Regions from separate parts of the Homo sapiens genome. Here regions 1 and 3 are each linked to region 2. Evidence: read pairs that join two places in POLR2A ChIA-PET (ENCODE). Cell type or tissue: MCF 10A. All regions are shown on one strand.

What was found. ChIA-PET counts read pairs that join two places held together with the same protein. Peaks named below come from ENCODE experiments on the same cell type or tissue, not always from the same donor. Only the 100,000 strongest peaks of a DNase experiment are listed, where the experiment ranks them.
Region 1: POLR2A ChIA-PET joins it to region 2 with 5 read pairs; 4 of 35 experiments call an interaction of 5 or more read pairs at or near these places.
Region 3: POLR2A ChIA-PET joins it to region 2 with 5 read pairs; 2 of 35 experiments call an interaction of 5 or more read pairs at or near these places.

The regions. Positions count from the first base shown.
Region 1 is chr2:218,253,387-218,257,386 of GRCh38, reverse strand. ARPC2 (actin related protein 2/3 complex subunit 2) reads right to left here. Exons shown (of 11, transcript NM_152862.3): 11 at 3,039-3,496. The coding sequence ends at 3,472. Among named protein-coding and RNA genes, the nearest start is that of GPBAR1, 5.6 kb to the left of the region's middle. In MCF 10A, no CTCF peak of the experiment used is centred here; no DNase peak of the experiment used is centred here.
Region 2 is chr2:218,151,001-218,155,000 of GRCh38, reverse strand. No RefSeq gene overlaps it. Among named protein-coding and RNA genes, the nearest start is that of CXCR1, 14 kb to the left of the region's middle. In MCF 10A, no CTCF peak of the experiment used is centred here; DNase peaks (open chromatin) are centred at 2,010 and 2,600.
Region 3 is chr2:218,233,037-218,237,036 of GRCh38, reverse strand. ARPC2 (actin related protein 2/3 complex subunit 2) reads right to left here. Exons shown (of 11, transcript NM_152862.3): 5 at 2,640-2,685. Among named protein-coding and RNA genes, the nearest start is that of TRY-ATA1-1, 11 kb to the left of the region's middle. In MCF 10A, no CTCF peak of the experiment used is centred here; no DNase peak of the experiment used is centred here.

The sequences.
Region 1 (4,000 bases), 100 kb before region 2:
AATTACAGGCATCATAATGCTTATGATGTAACAGACATTTATTCTCTTTTCCTTTTACAAATCCTCAGGTAGGTGGCATTATGTCCAATTTAAATGAGGCTACCAGGGCTCAGATTAAGAAATTTGCTGTCACATAGCTATTAGATGGCGGCACCTGGATTCAAACTGTTCCTCTACAGCCCATATCCAAGGACGCCTACACTTACCAGGTGTGAACCCTTGGGGCACTGGCTTCCTGAGACTAGGAAGAAACAACTAGATCCCTTTTTTCCAGCCCACACCCTCAGTGTGCTTGACCCTCATCCTGAGACATTCCTCCTGCGGTCCTAAGGCCTCGACTGGTCACGATGGGCTGCTTCATCTGTGACGAGGGTCTTTGAGGCTAGATCCATACTAACGCCAAGTGTGTCCTTGTTAAGAGAAGAGTCAATCTGGATACGGGTTTACACCAGTATGGATTTTTCTTTTTTCTGGGACAGGGTCTCACTCTGTTGCCCAGGCTGGAGTGGAGTGGCACGACACAGCTCATTGCAGCCTTGACCTTCAGGGCTCAAGCAATCCTCCTGCCTCAGCCTCTTGAGTAGCTGGGACCACAGGCATGCACCACCACATCCAGCCGATTTTTATTTTTTGTAGAGGCAGGGTCTTGCCATGTTGTCCAGGCTGCACTACACATTTATTTATTTTTGAGACAGAGTTTCGCTCTTGTTGTCCAGGCTGGAGTGCAATGGCGTATCTTGGCTCACTGCAACCTCCGCCTCCTGGGTTCAAGTGATTCTCCTGCCTCCGCCTCCCGAGTAGCTGGGATTACAGGCACCCGCCACCATGCCCAGCTAATTTTTTTTTAGTAGAGATGGGGTTTCACCATGTTGGCCAGGCTGGTCTCAAACTCCTGACCTCAGGTGATCCACCCGCATTGGCCTCCCAAAGTGCTGGGATTACAGGCGTGAGCCACCGTGCCCAGCCAGATTTATTTTTATAGAGATGGAGAAGGAGTCTCACCGTTACCCAGGCTGGTCTCAAACTCCCGGGATCAAGCAATCCTCCTTCCTCATCCTCACAAAGTGCTACGATTACAGGTGTGAGCCACTGTGCTCAGCCTGCACTATGGATTTTTAATGTTGACAGTGTCTTGGAACTAGTTACTTCCTTAGGATTTACTGCTGTAGAAAATATTTATGCCTTTTCATTTTTCTCCTAACTCCATATCTTCTAAGCAACCTTGGTTCTGTCACCTACAGTACTTACCAGAAATCGGATTCCTACTACTGGCAAAAGAGTACAGTGAGCTCCAACATTAGTTATGTTCTACTAAGGAAGAAAGCAAAAACTCAGCTGGACATAGTGGCAGGTGCCTGTAGTTCCAGCTACTCCGGAGGTCAGGAGCTTGAGTACAGCCTCGGCAACACAGTGAGACCCTGTCTCTAAAAACTAAAATTAAAACAAAAAAAGAGCAAAAACTGCTTCTAGTCAAAATTACACTTGAAAACCCCTTAAATAACTCATGGGGTAGAGAATGCATATGTTGCTGTCAATATATCCAATTAATCTAGGTTTTCCAAGTACCAGAAGTAAGTGGTCAGGGGCACCCTGAGCAGCCAATTAGAAATCAGAGTACCTTGAGCTCTCTAGCAGCCCATTTTAGTGAAATAAAATCAAGTCTGATGACTGAACGACCTGTGGTTTTCAAAATTCTCCACTGTGACTCACAGTCAAGAGACATTTCTACAATCCAGTCATGATGTGCATATGTAACTAAAATACGTTTCCACATCAACACTTACCCTTAACAGATGTAATGCACTCTGATACTATTCAATTGCTTAAAAATGCTGGCGTCACACAAAGCTACACGTATGATAAAAATGCACAGATGTACATCTCATACAGTGCACGTAAATCCGGCCAAATCTGAAGGTGTGTGGACTATACTAATGATTTTTTCTTGGCTGTGATGTTATACAACAATTATACAAGATGTTAGCATGGTGGGGGAACCAAGTGGAAGGTATACAGGATCTCTCTGTATTGTTTCTTACAACCGTATTTAAATCTACAGTTATCTCAAAATCAAAAGTTTAGAAAACAAAAATGCTTGTTGTGATATAGTCACACCACAATTAATGGGTCCCAAGCCAGTATGAAACACTGCCATAGATGGAAGGCAGAAACCATTAGAATGACCATCAGACCGTTGCAGGTGCCCCTAAAATTCTCCTCTTAATTCCTTACACCAAGCAAACTTTCTGAAGCAATTTCATTTCAGGGACCAGAGTCCTGCTGGGGGACAGCTGCTCTACTAGGCTCTGTACTGTTTTTGACAACTGCTCTCCCTGAGAGCAGTCTTTTGGGCTGCCATGTGAGAAAGACAAACTGTGGCCAATTAGTCTGCATCAGACCCACACCTGAATACTCATCAATGTCCTGCAGGACCACACACTAAGGAACACATTTTGGGAAATTCCACACATTATTCACAATAAAAAGATAAACCAGAAAACCCTTTAATTTCTCTGTCATTGACCAGGGAGCTTCAGGAGCAGCCACAGAGTCTCAGGGACCAAGCTTTATAAGGAAGCATGTAAGTTTGTATTAATAGCTCGCTGGGTTCCATAGCTCATGCCTATAATCCCAGCACTTTGAGAGGCTGAAGCAAGCAAACTGCCTGAGTCCAGGAGTTTGAGACCAGCCTGGGCAAGATGGCGAAACCTCATCTCTACTAAAAATAAAAAAAATTAGCCAGGCATAGTGGTATGCGCCTGTAATCCCAGCTATTTGGGAGGCTGAGGTGGGATGATCACCCGAGCCCAGGAGGTAATGACCCTGTCTCTCAGGGGGAAAAAAAAAAAGTTTAAATATAGCTCACTGGCCAGCCATTCTCTCCTCTAGGGAAGGTGAGGATCTAAACCTGATGGGCTCCTGAAACTAGGGCTTCCCAGCTTAGGTTTGCAGGTTCAAGGGTAGTATAGGTCTATCCTTCTTCCTTCCTTCTCTTCTCACTTTGGACTCGCAGTCCAGAAACCCAGCAAATTCTCATGTAAGATAGAAAGATTTTCTTTATTAATGACCCCAACCGTATTTCTTTAGATACAGGAGTTTTGAACTCAAATACTTAGGAGAAAACAAGTTATGACTGCATTATCCTGCAACTCATTACCAGTAATATATTGCAAAGCGAAACAGCTTGGAAAAGAGGGTGGGAGAAAAGGGAAGTGAGGGAGGGAAGATAAAGAAAAGGAATTAAGTTGATCAAGTGGAATTCTTTTTTTTTTTTTTTTAATTCTTGGGAACTATGAAGTCTTTGCAAGCACAGCTCGTTTCTGCAGATTATTTTCCAAACGTGTACAAAATGGAACCAAAACGGAGAATCCCTTAAGAACCTGAAGAGGCGCAACATTAAAAGCTACGATTATCCAGTAGCAAGTGTTCCAGCCTTCAGTTGCCAGCCGCTTCCTCCTCTTATTCCCAAGATTAGCGGGATGAAAACGTCTTCCCCCTTCAAAAGGAGAGATAAGTGCGAAGGTCAGTTTCTGGCTGCCCTTTCCTCCCACCCCACACTCCTAGACTAGATGGGATCCCAAAGAAACACCAAATGAGAGGTGGAAAGGGCTAGATTCCTTAAGCAGAGGCACTGGAACCACAGGACATCGGCTAAAATCTGGCTTTCACAGAATGGTTTCACGAGCTCTTCCTTCCTATTGGATACTTTGGATGCCCGGGAATATCAGTGTTAAGCCCACAAGGACATTCAACGTACCAAGTTAGATAGAAGAATCACTTGTTCACAATTTCTGGATGGCCTAGACGTACCTGAATTTCCGACTAGGCTCAAACCGTCTTCTTAGTACTACCTCATTTGTCAGCTCCTCCTACACAGTGTATACCTCTCAGGGCTCCCAGATAGCAGTTCCTTTATCTCTCACCATGAAGGCAGGTGGCTGGTTCAGAGCAATCCTCAGAACTTCCAAGGCTAAAGGTATTTCTGCTATCACGTGGTGAC
Region 2 (4,000 bases):
CCCTGGGTTGGGGGAATTCTTTCAGTCATTAAGCCAGGGATGAGAATGGAGTTTTGAAATTGTTCTCCAGCATAGGATCCTCTTTTCTAAGCCTTCAACTTCATGAGCAAATGGGCACACTCCAGTCCAACGTGTAAGCTCAGCCTCTCACTAACAGGTAGGTCTGTGCTCACTGGTAGGACCGCACTTTGGACTTAGATGCTAACATTAATCTGTTGGAAGATTTTGCAAGGAGACAGAGAGAGGAGCAATCTGGGATTCCTGAGGGCTTTGTTGCAAGGGAAGAGCAACGAGTTGTTGAAAGGCACCCAGGCCGGGTGCAGTGGCTTACACCTGTAATCCCAGCACTTTGGGAGGCTGAGGCGGGTGGATCACTTGAGGTCAGGAGTTTGAGACCAGCCTGGCCAACATGGCAAAACCCTTTCTCTACTAAAAATACAAAAATTAGCCAGGCATGGTGGCGCACACCTGTAGTATTCCCAGCTACTGGGGAGGCTGAGGCAGGAGAATCGCTTTGAGCCCAAGAGGTGGTGGTTGCAGTGAGCTGAGATCGCACCACTGCACTCCAGCCTGGGTGACAGAGTGAGACTCTGTCCCCCCCCCCCCAAAAAAAAAAGACCCAAAGATCAGCTGCTTCCGCCCTATTTCCATGAAATTGTCACTTTGATCCCTGAATTCTATTTTAGATTCTACAACACAAGGAGAACCCTTATCTAAATCCTTATATGTATAGTGTGTTTCCCGTGATATCATAATTGAAGACTTACTCTGTGCCAGGCACTGAAAAAAACACTTTTTACATAAATTATTTTATTTAATGGTCATCAAGACCTGATGGTAGGAATTATTATTATCCTTATTTTACAGAAGAGGAAAATAAGGGCCAAAGAGATTAAGTCCCTCACTCAAGATAACAGCAGCGGGTAAGTGGCAAAACTGGAGTTTAAGTCAAGGACCAGCTGCCTTCGGAGTCTGAGCTCTCAACTGCTGTGTGACACACAGAGAGGTGCTGTGGTGGAGAGAGAGCCACAGGGTGAATTTGCGGTAGCCTAGGGCTTAGTCTATCCCGACTTGTGTGATCGTGAGCAAGTAATTTAACTTCTCTGGACCCCTCCCTCCTTGAAGGGATGGCAGCATTGGAAGCTTGTTGTCAAGGTTCAGGGTAATGTATGCCAGGCTTTCAGGGTAGACTAAGGTCTCCATAAATGGCAAACATTATTTATCACAGCAGAGAAGTCTTGGAAAGGCAAGTCCACTGGGAAATCGGGATGTAACTCCAAATCCTCTAACTGTGATGGCAGTGTTTCCTACATGATGTCATAGCTCCAGGGAGTTGGGAGGAGAGTTGAGATATACCTCTTTCCAAGAGATGTTTTGAGATGAAAAGATAAAGCTTGGAAAGTGATCAAGGTATATCCTTGTTCCTGTGACATCCATTTTTTTCTCTTCTGGATTGCCCATCAGCTCACAAGCCTGTTGTAGGAGTTCCCATCTTATAACAACCCTCCCTTGATCCCACATCTCATCAGCTACGGTCCTATTTTTCTGCTCCACTTTGCAGCTAAGGTCTGAGGCCCACTGCTCAAAGGGTGCTTCAAGTCTGTGAGGGGAGATTAGCAACATTGAGCAGAGTCTCAGTTTGAACCTAAACTGGGCTCACTCTGGAATTCACGTAAGTCAGTGCAAGCAATGTCCCTGAAAGAAATGAAGGGTTGAGAGCTCTTAGGGAGGAGCTCATTTCTGGGGGTCAGGAGGAAAGCACACAGGCCTGCTAAAGGCAATGCCTCAGGGTTGGGGCTTAGGGAGACCTTGAGGGCTACAGGAGTTGAGTGCTGAGGCCAAGACCAACCCAGGTCCAGGGCTTCTCACCTAAGTAGTAGGGAGATGGGGCTGGGAGTGAAAGTGAAAAAAACTGGGGAGATTTTGGCAGTGCCAGCAACACACTCAGGGAAACCTGGCCCTGTTCCCCTGCAGGTGGCCGGGTTGGAACTGGTAGAGGGTGGAGGCAAACTTGGCAAATGGGTACAGGCAGCCTCAGGGATGCATGTGGGAGGAGGGACCTTGGAAGGCTACCTGAGGTGCTGAGTCACAGGCTGACTCATGGGGTACACAGGTACAGAGTGTGAACACAGAAAGAGCCAAAAAAAGGGTAAAAAAAGAAAAAAAGCACTCATATTTCCACCACTCAAAGTCAACCCAGTGCACATTTTGGTTTATTGCCTTCTAGCATTAAAAAACAATAAAGAGTTGATTTTTCAGAGTGGTTTTAGGTTCACAGCAAAATTGAACAGAAAACCTTCTAGTAATTTTTCTTTACTTTACTTTTTTTTTTCTTTTGAGTTAGAATTTTGCTCTTCTCGCCCAGGCTGGAGTGCAATGGTGTGATCTCGGCACACTGCAACCTCTGCCTCCTGGGTTCAAGCGATTCTCCTGCCTCAGCCTCCCGAGTAGCTGGGATTTCAGGCACCTGCCATCATGCCCGGCTAATTTTTGCATTTTTAGTAGCGATGGGATTTCACCATGTTGGCCAGGATAGTCTTGAACTCCTGACCTCAGGTGATACACCCGCCTCGGCTTCCCAAAGTACTGAGATTAAAGGTGTGAGCCACTGCGCCCAGCCACATTTTTTCATTGCGGTATTTCTTCTTGAATGTTTCAATGTCATGTGTCATAGCATCACAATGTCTTGTCAGTACAGCTTAGGTTCATACTATTTTCGTTGAATAATTTAATGCAGTTTTCATGTTATTATGTTTCAATCTTTTTTCATTTTTAAAAATCAGCCTACATCATGCTTTGATTTCATGTTATTATCATATTTAACATTTCCTTGCCTGTTATATTCCTCCCACTTAGTGATTTTCTCCGGCTTTCTCCTGGCCTCTTGTTATTTTGGTCACTTTCCTCTCTAGCTTGCCATCCCAAGGTTGTGCATGGTCTTGCTTTCTCTCTCAGCTAGTTGCCTCCCATTGACCTAAGAAACTAAGGCTGCTGGGCCGGAGGCTCCTCAGCAATTTGACGCCTCACCAGCATCCACACTTACTCTCCTCTCCTCCCTGTCTCTCATCTGATGTCCAGGGAGGAGGTGGCCTCTGCTCCTTCTATTTGGTTGAATCCCCCTGCAGTGCCTGATCCACCCACCTCCTCAGCAATGTTGAACCTGCTCTGGCTTCCTGCCCCCTCTTACCCCACTGTTGTGTCAACCTCTCCCAGTCTTCAGCTCCTTCCCTAGGTCTCTGCATATGGGATTTCCGGACAACACTTCCTCTCTGTAGCATTTGACCCTATTTGTATCCTTTCTTCATTTATGAAAAAAAAATGGAGCAATGTCTGTGTGTCAGGCCTCCCGCAGTACCTGAGGAACAGCAGGAGCAAAGTGTTCACAAATCCCTGCCCTACAAAAGCCTAAATCCACACCTCTTGCCTGATTTTTTTTTTTTTTTGAGATGGAGTCTCGCTCTGTCTTCCAGGCTGGAGTGCAGTGGCGTGATCTCGGCTTACTGCAAGCTCTGCCTCCCGGGTTCACGCCATTCTCCTGCCTCAGCCTCCTGAGTAGCTGGGACTACAGGCGCCTACCACCACGCCCAGCTAATTTTTTGTATTTTTAGTAGAGACGGGGTTTCACCGTGTTTGCCAGGATGGTCTCGATCTTCTGACCTTGTGATCCACCCGCCTCTGCCTCCCAAAGTGCTGGGATTACAGGTGTGAGCCACCATGCCCGGCCTCCTCTTGCCTGATTTTTTAAAAAACCACAAATCCCCAGATTCATAGTATGAAAAGGAGAAAATTTTATAAATTTATAAAAAATTTATAAAAGATTATCTTGGGGGTTAGGGGTTGTGGCTCACACTTATAATCCCAGTGTTTTGAGATGCCAAAGAGGGAGGATCATTTATAGCCAGGAGTTTGAGACCAGCCTGGGCAACATAGTGAGACCCCTGTCTCTATAAAAAATTAACACAATTAAAAAACATTAAAAAATGAGAAGATTCAGAAAAAC
Region 3 (4,000 bases), 82 kb before region 2:
TGAATTCCCAGAAGCCGGCTGGAACACTTGATTATAGAATCAAATGATTAATAAGTGTCAAACTGCCTAGAGATGTTTTTGCAAGAATATTTCTACATCACTGAGGATCATTTTATATTCTAGGCAACTGACGGGAATAACTTCACCAGAACTGTATGGCTTTCACACTTCTAAGTATCTGAAACCTCATTACTATTTCATTTTTTCCCAAAAGCATTCCTGAGATCTGTATTTTTTTTTTTTTGAGATGGAGTTTTACTCTTATTGCCCAGGCTGGAGTGCAATGGCATGATCTCGGCTCACCACAACATCCGCCTCCCAGGTTCAAGCGATTCTCCTGCCTCAGCCTCCTAGGCAGCTGGGATTACAGGCATGCGCCACCAGGCCTGGCTAATTTTGTACTTTTAGTAGAGACGGGGTTTCTCCATGTTGGTCATGCTGGTCTTGAACTCCTGAATGCAGGTGATCCGCCCGCCCTGGCCTCCGATAGTGCTGGGATTACAGGCATAAGCCACCGCGCCCGGCTGAGGTCTGTGTTTTTTGTTGAGCATGGGCTCTTCGGGAGGATGGGCTAAATCTTTGCTCTAGATAATGCTTAGCACATTTTATTTAATACTGGAGAGGCACTCCAGTATTAAATAATATCAATCATCATTCTATTTTGGGTACTTGAAAACCAAATAAGCACACAGATTACAAGGTTAGATTAAAAAAGAAAAGATTTAGAGCTGAGGTTTGCTAGTTTTAGGAAGCCAAATAAGAGCAAATAAAACTATAGCTAAGGTAAAGTCTGTCTTTAAGTAAGGCTTCTAACATGATGAACAGAATATACTGAGGATGAAGAGAAGTAAAAATCTAGTATAACTTGCTGAGTTTTCCAAACGTGCCTAGATAAACCCATTAAAAAAGAGGAGGAGAGACTCTACGGTCTTTTTTTTTTTTTTCTCGAGACTGAATCTTGCTCTGTCGCCTAGGCTAGAGGGCAGTGGCGCAATCTCAGCTCACTGCAACCTCTGCCTCCTGGGTTCAAGCGATTCTCGTGCTTCAGCCACCTGAGTACCTGGTATTACAGGTGGCTGCCACCATGCCTGGCTAATTTCTGTATTTTTTATAGAGACAGGTATCTCATTATGCTGCCCAGGCTGGTCCTGAACTTCTGAGCTCAAGCAATTCACTCACCTTGGCCTCCCCAAAGTGCTGGGATTACAGGTGTGAGCCACTGCACCTGGTTGAGACACTACTTTCACACACTTTTACATTTCACACTTCTATGAAGACAGGGTCTGCAATCTGGCAATGTCTATGATTTAGTGGGAGGTAGAAGGAGGCCCAGGGACAGAAACATAAACTTTCCATGTCAGGATGTTGGCTGTGACAAGCATGCCCAAGACTTTGGACATGATTTTTCTGTTCTAGATCTGTTTGTTTCTTTCTTTTAATACCTTGATTTTGCCAAAAGCCTACAGTGTTATCTTGGCTTTTATTTCTGTGACACATTCATCCCGCCAATTTGGAGATTAAAAAAAAAAAAGGTGCTGGGTATGGTGGCTCATGCCTGTGATCCCAACTCTCTGGGAGGCGGAGGCTGAGGTGGGTAGATTGCTCAAGGCTAGGAGTTTGAGACCTCCTTACTCTGTTTTGGCAGTATGGGCAGCAGACAGTGAGACTCTGTTTCTACAAAATATTAAAAAAATTAATTGGGTATGGTGGCATGTGCCTGTAGTTCCCAGCTACCGGAGAGGCTAAAGCGGGAGGATTGCTTGAGCCCAAGATTTGGAGGAGGCTGCAGTGAGCTATGACTGTACCACTGCATTCCAGCCTGGGCAACAGAATGAGACTGTCTGAAAAAATAGGTGAGGTGATGAAATAAGCTAGCACAAGTAACTGCTGTTAAGAGTGACAGAGAACTTCCTTCTTAGAAGACTTTTCTAATCAAGGTACCAAAGTTGTAATAGTTGAGTAAAAAATATTATGTTCCAATGGTCTTACTACCTGGTTCTCACTTTGGGGTCCTGCTAAATGCCTCAGAATTTGAGACATGCCACTGAATCACAGGGTAAAAAGGCTGTTCAGTTTTTCCACTTTAAACCTCCTTTTTAAAGCAGTATAACATAGCTGTTCTATTCAAGGATGACACGGTGCCTTTCAATTCCTCTGGCCATGAATGTTGAGACAACCTATTAGAAGACTGGATTAAGAAAGGGTCTGATTTTTATTACTTGAAATCACAAGAATAGTGTGGTGAATATTCCTCTTCTTTCTCCAAATATGTAGTATGCAGAATTACTAAGGGCCGAGGGTGGGAATCAATGTTTGCTCATTCTTTTCAAAGCCATTTTAATCACCATGAACAAACAAATGTGGCCCTCTGGCTGAAAGATTAAGTAAGAGTCATGTGGCCCCATCAAGTAAATGTTAAAAATGTCACACATCAATTTTGTACCTCTACTGTGTTCCATATTGGACAAAGCAAAGCCCCTTAAAAGCTATTTTTATGGACGGAGTTGAAATTAGGAATGGGCTCATGCAGAAATATTTGTAATAATATTTAAACGAAATCCTTTGGGTAAAAAAAGCATAATATAAAAAGGACACCTCTCTTCCCATGTCATTCCATAGTTGCTCACATGACTACATACCTGATTCTGGATTTACCAAGAAACTCCCGTACACCCTCTTTAATAACTAGAAAATAAAAACAAAACAAAACCAAATACGTTAATCCAAAGGCCATGATAATTTCATTATTTTTAAAGTACTGCACTTGCCAAGCTCTTCCTAAGTTGGCATTCTTCCTAACTTTCATTTGGTGGATGGGAAAGTAGAGACAGAGGGGAAGTGGATTTAGTCACCAAACAAGTCACAAAACTGAGATGAGTATCTTTTTATGCCTGGGACAGAGTGCAATGGCGCGATCTCGGCTCACCACAACCTCCGCCTCCTGGGTTCAAGTGATTCTCCTGCCTGAGCCTCCCAAGTAGCTGGGATTATAGGCATGCGCCACCATGCCCGGCTAATTTTTTTTTGTATTTTTAGTTGAGATGGGGTTTCTCCATGTTGGTCAGGCTGATCTTGAACTACTGACCTTGGATGATCCACCCGCCTCGTCCTCCCAAAGTGCTGGGATTATAGGCATGAGCCACTATGCCTGGCCGAGAATCTTTAATCAAAGCTCATCCTTTTTTAGGACTTGACTACACCCTTAATATGTTCTCTGTTCTCCTCCAGATCCTACATTGTACTTAATCATGTTTTGTTTTCAAGAGAGCAAAAGGATGCCAAATTCCAAGTGAGAGAACAGATTGTTAGTTATCAACCTAAGTACAGACTGAGCCACTAACCCAGGTGAATAAAGAGAAAAAACCAGGACTCTCGGGAACTGATCTGTTTGTCTGCTGATCTTGTATGCTTTAAAATTACTCAGTGCATAGCCAGCTCTTAAGGCAAAGGACAGTCAATAATGAAATCTTAGCTAGCTATTAATACTGGTGTCCAGAAGGTTGTATACTCTCCATGTCTTTCCCCCCAAACCAGAACCTACTGCTGGCTACTTTCCAGGTTTTTGAATTAAATGAAAACAACAACAAAAAAAACCCAAAAAACCAAGAACCCCTTTTATACCTTCTGCTATGGTTTGAATGTCCTTTCGAAAACTCATGTTAAAAATTATGATTTTTTTTTTTTGAGACGGAGTCTTACTCTGTTGTCCAGGCTGGAATGCAGTGGTGCAATCTCAGCTCACTGCAACCTCCATCTCCTGGGTTCAAGCGATTCTCCTGCCTCAGCCTCCTGAGTAGCTAGGACTACAGGCATGCACCACCATGCCTGGCTAATTTTTCCACACCCAGCCAAAATTTACGATTATTATTATTGTTTTGGAAGCAGGGTCTTACTCTGTAGTCCAGGCTACAGTGCATTGATACAATAGCTCACTGCAGCCTTGAACTTCTAGGCTCAAGTGATCCTTCTACCTTGGCCTCCCAAAGTACTGGGATTACAG